Regions from separate parts of the Homo sapiens genome. Here region 1 is linked to region 2. Evidence: chromatin contacts called from ENCODE Hi-C data. All regions are on one chromosome and are shown on one strand. Each heading gives the region's core, a stretch centred on a gene start or an enhancer-like site at or near the end of the contact. The rest is flanking DNA. Distances are from core to core; before and after follow the strand shown.

What was found. Hi-C counts contacts between places; a loop is a spot of excess contacts on that map. Pooled maps may share reads with other maps.
Region 1: a loop to region 2 is called in a pooled map, with 4 times the contacts of the local background. The contact joins the promoter of GFOD1 here to the promoter of DTNBP1 in region 2. A Hi-C loop is called at or near these places in 4 of 50 pooled maps.

Annotation. Positions count from the first base shown.
Region 1 is chr6:13,484,057-13,489,358 of GRCh38, forward strand. It overlaps GFOD1 (Gfo/Idh/MocA-like oxidoreductase domain containing 1), which reads right to left and starts at 3,544. Exons shown (of 2, transcript NM_018988.4): 1 at 2,582-3,544. The coding sequence starts at 2,834. GFOD1-AS1 (GFOD1 antisense RNA 1) reads left to right here and starts at 2,205. Exons shown (of 2, transcript NR_046709.1): 1 at 2,205-2,397; 2 at 2,625-2,715. RefSeq lists enhancers at 91-160, 2,796-2,905, 4,466-4,595 and silencers at 2,732-2,895, 3,036-3,515, 3,536-3,915, 4,296-4,405.
Region 2 is chr6:15,658,844-15,664,277 of GRCh38, forward strand. It overlaps DTNBP1 (dystrobrevin binding protein 1), which reads right to left and starts at 4,185. Exons shown (of 10, transcript NM_032122.5): 1 at 3,971-4,185. The coding sequence starts at 4,026. RefSeq lists an enhancer at 3,392-3,441 and a silencer at 3,672-4,181.

The DNA.
Region 1 (5,302 bases), core at 2,294-4,793, 2.2 Mb before region 2:
TTTTGAGGAAATTTTTAAAAATTAAAGGAGGATGTGTGTGATTCAATTGATCTGAAGTTTCATTTCACTGTGGTCCCTAGACCACACTTTGTAGGGTCCCTACAAAGTAGGGTCCCTAGCCCCTTACTTTGACAGGCCTGTGACCAGTTATGAGTGTGGATCGAAGGCTACAGACCTGTCACCCTCACTGGGCAAGCAATTCAAAGTCCAGGCCTTTGCTAAAAGGACAATTTACCAGGATGAGTCAAAGTAGCTAGTTTCAATTCCAGGCAAACACTCGTATCTATACACTCCCAACAGCCAGATCAGCCTGATAACTGTTTGGGGTTTTTCACTTCCTACGTTCTATGTGTTGAACCTTCAACAGTGACTGTAAAGCAAACCAAGACGACCACCCCACTGTGCACTCGCAGGGGCACCCTGCAAAAGAAGGAGTTAAAAAAAGAAAGAAGAAAGAAGCTCAAAACCTACCCTAAAAACATGAACAAAACCCTATTCTGTCATCACCATTACTAAACTAGGTCTATTATGCCTCTTATCGCTGGTTTTGAAGAGGTAACAGACATGTCTTGTTAATTAAAGTCACAGGGATATTTGAAAAATAAGAACAGAAGAAGTATCCAGAAATGTCTAATTTGTGTCACATCTCTTGAAACCAGAGCCCCCAGACACTTTCATGGCCATGGTCCCAGAGACAGCCAGAAAACAAGGTCATCCTTGTTCCCCAAATTGCCACCCTCCTGCTCTAGGTTTGCTCTGTGGGTCTGAACCCAGGACAGGAACTGCCATCTTTATGGTGGAGAAACGATGTTAACAACATGGTCTTTCAGATATGACCAGTCCTAAGCTCTCCAGTATACGCAGGGCTCATCAGGGACCAGTTTTGTACAAATTGCACTAATAGAATTATACCATAAGATCGTTATAAGATATTTGATATGCAAAGAGCCAATGTAAACAAGGGAGTTATCCACCCAACATACATGTTCCATTAAACAGAAAATAAATATTAGCATTCAGTTCAATGGCATTCAGTTCAAGGCCAAAGAAACAGGCCACAAAGGGCAGACACTTAATAAAATTAACTGACAATTAAAACTGACAATGTGGGCAGCCTCCTTAGGAATTCTATCAGATGTTGCATCTGAGTCAATAGCCAAATGGCCTGATGAAAATGCCTTTCTATGGAGAAAGAGTTTTACATTCTGTTCATAGCTCTTCGAAGACAGAATTAAAACACACGTATATTTCACCTACCCTGAATCCATACCTATTTTTAACAAATAAAACAGTCTTTCCAAGACTACATAACTTCCGGCTGGTTTCTGGATGTTGTCTCTGTTCCTTCGCAGCTCCTCCCTTCTAATCTGTTCTACTATTCGCTTCATCTGGTTATAAGCTTTGTTCTTGTTATAAGCTTTGTGTTTTTCCTCACCAATAGAAACTTCAGCTTTCAAAGGTGAGCTGCTCATTTTCTTGGAATTGTAAGATCAAGCAACCTTCCTGGGATTGTTTTAGGTTACGTGCAAGAACTGATGATGAACAAAACATGCCCTTCTCTTTCCCCTGAGCATAGGCTGAGAGGCTGCTACTCTGTCCTCAGAGATTGTTCAGACTGCCTGGGAGTTGAGGGGAGCAGGGACCAGATGGTGAGGCACCCTGAACTCATCTCCAGCCCACGGGTCAACACTGTGCCTTCCGAAACTATTCCTGAAGGCGATTAGGGAGGGCCTTTTCTCATGCAAAGCATCCATGCCTCTGGAGCTACTGCGCCCATCCTCCTAAAAATTTAAAATCTATTACTCCAAATTGGGGCAGAAGACATTTCCCGGGAGGCTGCAGTCAAAAGTTAAAACCCCCTGGTTTTACCAAATCAGTCTTTACTAACCTATGACGCCTCTGAAAACATTCTAATACATCATCACCCCCATCCAACCACTCCCACCGTCCTTGCCTCCAGCGCAGACGAAATAATTCCAGCCGATGGTAACATCTGCAATCTCACGCTAAACTAACTCACAGCAGAAAGAAACAAACGACCCTAGCAGGGCGCCACCGCTGCTGAAGGGCAGGTCCTCTATCGCACCCAAGAAAACCCGACACACGTGTGCGGCCTTTTATTCAGGCGTTTCTGGGCGCGCACTCGCCTCTCCCAGGCGCGCGCGCGCACAACCCTCCTCCACCCCCCCATCCCCCCCCCCCACACACACACACTTGGACACTACACACACAGCTGAGGAGTAACTTTCCTCTTCTCGCGGAGCACCCTATCCCCTATTATCGGCATCTGATCTTCCTAGTTCGGATCCCCGGAACACACGCCTTCTCCAGCCTGCAATCTACACACGTGGGGAAGCGCGTCCAAGTGGTGCCAGGAGGCAGGAGGGAAGCGCAAAGGTGGGGAAGGCCGGGGACGAGGAAGGAGGGAGCTCTGAGTCGGATCTGGGATCTCAGATCCCCGGGGCAGCGTAGATGCAGGGTAAGCTTCTGGGATGCGGAGAGGGAAAGGCAGGGGGGAAGGAACCTAGAGAAGGTTAAAGGGCGGGGGTGGGACGGAGGATGCGGGGTAGGGGTCGCTCACCTAGGGTTTTGACAGCGATCTGTCTGGTGAGGGGCGGCGGCAGGTTAATGCACACCAAGTCCACGTCCTGATGCAGCAGCACCTCATCAATGCGGCTAGTGTAGAAGGGGACACTCATCTCCTTGGCCAGCTCCTCCGCTTCTTCCTGCGTGCGGCCCCACAGCGCCTTCACCGCGAAGCCCTCGTCTTTCAGCAGCGGGATGATGACACGGGCCGTGAGGCTGGTGCCGAACACGCCCACCCCGGGAAGCATGGCTGCTCAGAGCCGCCTGGTTCTGCTTCTGCTCGGATCTCCAGTCCAACGCGCGCACACACCCACCTCTAGCCAGTCCTGCACCCCGCTCCTGTAGCCAATCTAGCCGCGGTGCGCCAGCCGCCGTGCACCGGGCAAGGCGCCCGGGTGCCCAGAGCGCACCGAGCTGCAGGCGGAGCAAGCTCGGGGCGCCTCAGAACGGTGACTGCGGCAGTGTCCGCCACGCGGGGCTCGCGTCCTTCCCGGAGTCGGCGGCAGGGACCCCCCCAGGGCGCCGGAGGCTTCGAAGCCCCCTGGAGCCCCGGCTCAGGCTGCGCTCCCGCGGCAGCGCCAGTCCGCTGCGTGCGCCCCGCCAAGGCCGCTCCATGGCCGGCTCATCCCCGCGGCCGCGCCGCCGCAGCCCGGGACCGGCTCTCTCCCGCGTCGTTTGCGCAGCCGGCGAATCGCACAGACAAACGTCTACACCCTGCCAGAGCACGGAACCGCTCCGCGGGGGAGTCTCCTTTCTTCCTAGCTCTCCGTTGGGAATGAAATAATCCCGCGGCCGCCAGGAGGCCGGCTAAGGATGCGGCCCGGAGCGCGCCGGACTGGGATCCCGAGCTGCAGCGCGGCAGCGGCGGCCACGACCCGGCGCCAGCCTCCTCATTCTGCTGCCATGTTCGCTCGCCTCGCGGCTCGGGCGGCCTCGGCCCCAGGCCGGCTCAGGCTCTGGGATCCCGCGGGGACGAGGGCGGAGTTGGCGAGTTTGGCTGTCAGCGGCCGGTGTTCCTGCACCGCCCTCGCTGCAGCGCCGCGCGCCATTGGCCGCCGCGCGCCGCCCCCGCCCCCGCCGCCGCCAGCTCCGGGTGCGCGCTGCGCCCGGGCCCCGGGAGCCCAGCCCGGCTCCTCCCCGGCCCCGCCCAGGCCGCCTCGCCCGCCTCCTGCCCCTCCGCTTCTTCCCTTTCTTTGCCCTCACCATCTCCTTCTCTTCCCTGCTTCACTCCAAACCCCGCCCCAACCAAGCAAATACATCTATCTAGGCAGGACGCGCCCTAATAGGTTAGTCGCCTGTCCCTTGGAAGAGAGCAGTGGGCGCCTTGGCCTGGGGTAGGTGAGGGGACCCGGCGAGGTGCGAACAGCCGATAATAATAACCTCGGCTCCCGGAGCGTTTCTTGCGTGCTGAGCATCATACTAACGCCTTTCCAGGTATTGTCCCTTTTAGTCCTCGCAGCAACCTAAGGTTATTGTAAACCCATTTTACCAGTGATGTGAATGAGCCGCAATGAAGGCTAAGGGACTTGCGCAAGGTGACATATATAAGCAACAGGCCTGCGATTGGAATCCAGGCCCCAGAGTCTGGGCACGGAACCGCAGACTTCTACGGTCTCCTTCCAAGCTAGCCTGCTCCAATCGCGCGCCCCCGCTCCGGCCGCGCACGCACGGTTCAGCCGCCTTCTTCCAAGACAGTCCAGTCTTGGCGGGCTCCCATCTGCCTCCCACCTCCCCCGCCCCTAGGCCCATGCCCGCCCCCGCGTAGACGCTGTGGTGTGTACGGCCGCAGCGGGGCAGGGGGTCTCCGAGGCCGCTGCGGCACGTGCGTCTCGTGTCTAGTTTCGAGACGGATACGTCGCCCTGGCCACATGCCACGCCCGCCTCTTGCTTCGGCTCCTGTTGCCGTCGCCACTTACCGCAGCCTTTACTTCTCCCAGCTTGCCCCCACCTCCACCACCCTGCACCCTTCCCAGGCCCTCGAGGGGGCACTGAGGAGGACTGGCCAAGGCTGGCCCCGCACCTCTGGAGCCATGGGGACTCTGCGTCTGTCTGGTTTTCCGCCATATCCTTGGCACCTGGCACACTGCCTTGCCCTGTATGTAGTAGGCGCTCAATAAACATTTGCTAAATAAATGTATGCATATTCATCGAATGCCCGCTTCGCACCCATTTGGTGCCGGGAGAGGGGACTAAAAAGTGAAAGGCACGTCTTCTAGCTGAAGGTCTCTGGAGAGGTCATGGGTCAGGTCATGTTCATCTCCTGTCTTCAGCACTGGGCTCAATGTAGCACATGGTCTGCCGCAACACGAGTGGAAAACGTGATACTTGCAAGAGTTTAAAACAACTTGTAACAACTGGCAGTGAGGCGGGGCGCGTGGAGAGAGCAGGATACCAAAAAAGCTGTGTGTGGCAATGCGGGGTGGAGGCTGACCTAGGGCATTAGAAGAAAGGCACAAAGGACACAGTGCTGGGTGGCTGGCAGCAGCCTGGGGAGGACTGAGAGACAAAGAGGGGTGTTGCCCTCAATACTAACAGGCTTCTTTTGAGCAGGGGTTTTGTAAGAACCAAGGCAGGAACGCCTATCTGGGCACAGGGGCAGGCAGTGGTGTCAGACCCAAGGGGCTGGATACATCACAGGCTTGTCACATGTCAGAGATGGCCAGGCTTTCAGGGAGCAGAGGATGTGCAGTAGTGGTCGGAGCACAGCTAGAGCCAC
Region 2 (5,434 bases), core at 2,935-5,434:
TCACTTTAGGTGAGGGGAAAAGATCTTTGAGTGAAGCTCAGAACCAATCCTCTTCAGTCTGTGGCCTAAGGCTGGCCCACCACCCAATTAAGGCAGGAAGAATGTGATGTAATCACTAGTTTTTCTCAAGGTTGACATAATTGTTACTACGCATAAAAATTTACAAAAAAGGCCATAAGTCCATGGACAACCTAGAGCTCCCCCCAAACCACCAGTAATCTCTACACTGCCCTTAAAGAACAATGGTCTTAAGCTGCACTTTTTCAAAGTTTGAATGGAATGTAGAAATTTATTCTTATTGGACATGGTTTCATCACCAAAGTGACATTCTGAGACTGATAAGGAATCGTTCTATTTTACTAAAAATGAAAAAAAGTAAATTTATCTAGAGTTAGGGCCTTCATATGAGTTTTCAGAAAGTGAAAATGATCACAGAAGCTCCGAAGAGAGGATGCTGCTCTGGGCGACAGCGGGAGCTGCACTGGCTGCACTGAAGGAGCCCAGAAATGCCTGAGGCCTTCCATTCCATCCCTGGGGCAGCCTGCACACCCGGTGTTTCCAATTATTTTAGAAGGCAGCTGCTCTGGCTTCCACACAATTGCTCTGCCACCAAGTGTTCTACAGAAACGCCAGGTCCAATGTGATAGCTCTGGGTGGCCAGGGCCATGTTTTTTCATTTTTTCTTTCTTTTTTAAGAGATGGGGTTTCTTTCTTTTTTTTTTTTTTTGAGACGGAGTCTCCCTCTGTCACCCAGTCTGGAGTGCAGTGGTGTGATCTCGGCTCACTGCAACCTCCACCTCCTGGATTCAAGAGATTCTTCTGCCTCAGCCTTCCAAGTAGCTGGAATTACAGACGCACGCCACCATGGCCAGCTAATTTTTGTATTTTTTAGTGGAGACGGGGTTTCACCACGTTGGCCAAGCTGGTCTTGAACTCCTGACCTCATGATCCGCCTGCTTCGGGCTCCCAAAGTGCTGGGATTACAGGTGTGAGCCACCGCACCCAGCCAAAAGATGGGGTTTCTTTGTGTTGCCCAGTCTTGAACTCCTGGGCTCAAGGGATCCTCCTGCCTCAGCCTCCCAAGTAGCTGGGACAACAAAATTGTTGGAAGATTCCATAAAGCTTCCCCATGTGGCCCTTTAACAGTCGTCTGTTTTAAAAATTGGTTTTTAAACAGATTTAATGTGTGAAACTTATCTGATCTGGATTTGAACAAACCAACTGTAAAAAGTCATTTCTAAGCACAAAACAAATCTGATTATGGACTGCATAATTGATAATATCAAAAAATTAGTGTTAATTTTATTATCTATGATATCAGCATTGCATTTATGTAATATGTTTCTTTTTTAGTGATGCAGCTCACGTCTCTTTCATCTTTGAATTCCACATTACCAACATATAATAAACACATGTGTGCTGTGTTTAGCGTCATCTTTTCTCCTCAAGGCAAAAATAATCAGTTATGTAAAGGAGGTTGATCTCAAGCTGAATATGGAAAAGTTTAACCGAACAGCTTAAATGTAGGAAATTGAGGACCTGAAGAAAGTGAACATCAGGCACTAGAGGTCCGGGTCTACTGGGAGACTGACATCACTTGGAGATGAGTTGTTTCTCCACCAGGTGACAGGCTAATGGCACACACTGACAGTCCAGTGGTTTGTCAGCTGAAAGTGACCTGTACAGGAGAAAGCCAACAAAAGACCTAATGAAGCCCTCTCAGGATGTCTAGCTCCAAAATGGCCCCAGACTACGGCATCTTTAAGAAGTCAAGTCAGTTTCCAAGGGGTTCTAACTAGATCCCTTTGGCATGTCTCTCCTTAACTAACTCTAAACGTTTAGGGTTACCCTGATCTCCCAGGATGGTTTGTGCCCCAGCAGTCCAGAGCCCACTCCAGAATCTACATTCCGGGGTAAAATGCCTTCTTACAAAGGTCAGGAGCATGAATGCTTCTGAGGCAACCATGTGACCTAGAGTTATAGTAACTACAAGATGGGCTCTTGTGCCATCAAGGAATTCCATGAAGTACTAACAGGAGAATAATGGCCACTCTCATGCTACAAATGGGCCATTTCAGCATCACACCAAAAAGTTTTCAATACAATAATTTACGCTCTGAAAAGAAGGTACTTTTACTAAATAGGGAGAACAAAATGCAAGCACGCAAGCACACCCATCAGTGAATGACTCCGAGCGTCCATAACTTTCTAAACACCAAACTAACAAAAATGATTGACGCATGGTAAGTGCTCAAGCGTTTGACAGTTTGTTATTCAACGCCCAATGTGCAAATAGTATTAACATTTTTGTCCATTAAGATAAAATTTTGGCTAACATCTTTCTCATTAGAAATTTAAAACGAGGCTGGGCGCAGTGACTAATACCCATAATCCCACCACTTCAGGAAGCCTAGGAGGGAGGATCTCTTGTACCCAGGAGTTGGAGGCTGCAGCGAGCTATAATAGCGCCACTGCGCTCCAGCCTGGGCAACAGAGCGAGAACTTGTCACTTTAAAAAAAAGGGGGGGAGGGTGGGCCGGGAACGGTGGCACACGCCTGTAATCCCAGCACTTTGGGAGGCCAAGGCGGGAGGATCACAAGGTCAGGAGTTCGAGACCAGCCTGGCCAATATGGTGAAACCCGTCTCTACTAAAAAATACAAAAATAAGCCGGGCGCCTCTAGTCCCAGCTACTCAGGAGGTGGAGCCAGGAGAATCGCTTGAATCCGGGAGGCGGCGGTTGCAGTGAGCCGAGATCACGCCACTGCACTCCAGTCTGGGTGACAGAGCAAGACTCCATCTCAAAAAAAAGGGGGGTGGGGGGGAGAAATTTAAAACAGTATGAGTGGAAATGTTCTCACATTCAGTGCATCCTCCAACAGGATTTGTAAGCTAAAGTTGAAAGATCCTTTTCAAAGACAGATCTTTTTCACTTTAAAGGAATGAAAAAATTAAAATTAAGCACTAAGTAACAATACTGACATGATGCTTGCTTCGTGTTTTACACATTAATTCATTAATCCTTGTAATAACCTTTTAAGTACCATCATTATCCCCATTTTACGGTAGCGGAAACAGTACATTGAGGCAAGGCAGCTGAGTAACTACGTTTGATTTAGTGGTCGAGCCAGGATGCCTAGGCAATCTGGCGCCAGAGTCTCGGCCTGTGGTTCCCAGGCGTTGGTGCCCACTGGAATCCCCTGGGGATCTTTAAAACGCCGTCTCCAGGCACTCTGGTCAACAGGTAGGGGGTGAGACCTGGGCATCAGAACTCTGAAAGGTTCCCAGGTGATTCTAAGCAAAGTTTGGGAACCGCTGGGTATTAAAAGCATTCCTAAAGTTCTGTCGCTTCTCCTGCTTAGGAGTTCCTTCGCCGAGGCGCTGAGCTCACGGCAAAGGTAGAGAAAGGACGCAACGGGGAGGGGCGGCCAGCCTTGCCAAGGGTTAGGCCGGCGAGCCGGGCGTGAAAGCCGAGACGCGGCGCGGAAGGCTGTGGCCGGAGGGTGCAGGCTGCTGCGCGGTGCGATCCGACTCGGGGAGGGTGGCTGGCCCAGCTCCAGGTGCGCACGAGCAGGTGTCTGCTGGGCCGAGGGGCGCAGGCCACTGTGCCGCGGGGGCGGAAGCGGTGAGGCGCGCTGGCTTCTCACATGACTTCCCTCCAGGGCCCAGCTGATGCTGCCGGGAAAGGACCGCAGGGTCCCACACCCCCCCCGGGCGCTCCGCTGCGCCGCCGAGCGCCTCCCGGTCCTGGGGGGTGCGCGTCACAGGCGGCCCGCAGGGACCTAAGTTACTTTGCGCCGCCCGACGCGAGGACGCCGGGAAGTTCGTTACTTTCCTCGGCGGGGCGGGGCGGGGAGGTGCGGGACAGGACGGACCCTGGACCGTGGCGCGGGGAAGGGAGCGAGGCAGGGGCATCCCAGGCGGCGGCCCGGCCCCCTCAGGTCCCTTTTCGTCGCCCACCGTATACCCACCCGGAGGTGAAATCCTGCTGCACGCTCAGCAGCCGCTCGCGAAGGGTCTCCAGCATTGCCGCCGCCGCCGGTCTCCTCTCCTCAGGCCTCGGGCTGCTGCTGCCTCTGTCGCCCCCTGGGTCCCACGCCGCCAACCCCGCGCTGTCACCGCGCGCCCCGCACTCCCACTACCGGCCCCGCCCCCGGTCTGGTCCTCGCCGCCGCGCCGCAACCCCAGCCCCTTCCGCGTTCCCGCCCCGCGCGCGCCAGGCTCGCGCAGCCGCAGTGGACTGCGCCGGGCTCGGGCTGCGGAAAAGGGGCGGGTCTTCCCCCGACCGAGAGGGCCAGTAGCTCCTCGGCTCATTCCTATCCCGCACCAGGCCTTCTCGTTTTTTTTTTTTTTTCTTTAAAATGGAAGCGGCATCGTGAAAGGATGATTTAACTCGAAGCCTCCTTTGAGGGAAGTGTTGGCTTTTACGTTTTGGAAGAGAATTGGATCTCTCTCTTCAATAGGCGATGTGCACAAATCATTGCATGGATTCTAGGTCCAGGATCTGACCCCACTGGCTTTCACCTTGAATGAGACAGTCAAATATTGAGCCTCGGTTTCTTCATTCATAAAATGGCAATAATAGTCGACTGTCTCGACATTCTTACTTTCCACTCTCTCTTTACCCCCCCAGGCTTTTGTGCCCTACACACCAAAGGTGATCGCCTTTCGCGAGTCACCAGTGACTTCCATGTTGCTGATGCCTTTTATTACTTCTCTGCCCTGATTTTTTCTCCACCTCTCAGTGGCTTTCAATGCAGTTTATCATCCCCATCCTTAAAACACTTTCTTCTCTTGCTAAGCACTCCATAGTTCCTCTCTCCCTTCCGCTCCACCCCTTCTCCTATTTTAATAGCCACTCCCAAGGCTACAGTCCAGCCTCCCCAGCTCTTCTCTCTTCTCCAGATGTGTTGTTCCATAGATGGATAGCATAGAGTCTATCCATTACCACGCTGTAAATTCTGTCAAGGAACCGATGACTCCCACAGCTCTATCTTCTGCCCTGTCCTTCCTCCCTCTCCGTCAATTCATACCAGTTGCTTACTCATGTAAGCATGTATACAACATGTATCCAAAAGGCATCTCAGACCAACATACACAAAATTGAAAATTTCATTCATTGCATGTTCACCTTTAATCTGCTCATCCTGTATTTTCCGTTTCAGTAAATGACACCACCATCCACCAATTTGCTCAAGGTAAGACACTTGAAATCACCTCTGGTTCCCCTCTTTTCCTCATTCCCCATATTAACCCATCAAATCCAATCAACTCTACTCCTGAAGTATTTCTGGAACCTCCTTCTCTTTCTATATCTTCACTATATTTATCCTGGTCGAAGGCACCATCCTCTTTCAATGGGAACACAGACAGTTCTTCCAGATTCTACTCTTTTGCCATACACACCCCTATAATCCATCCTTGACACAGCAGCC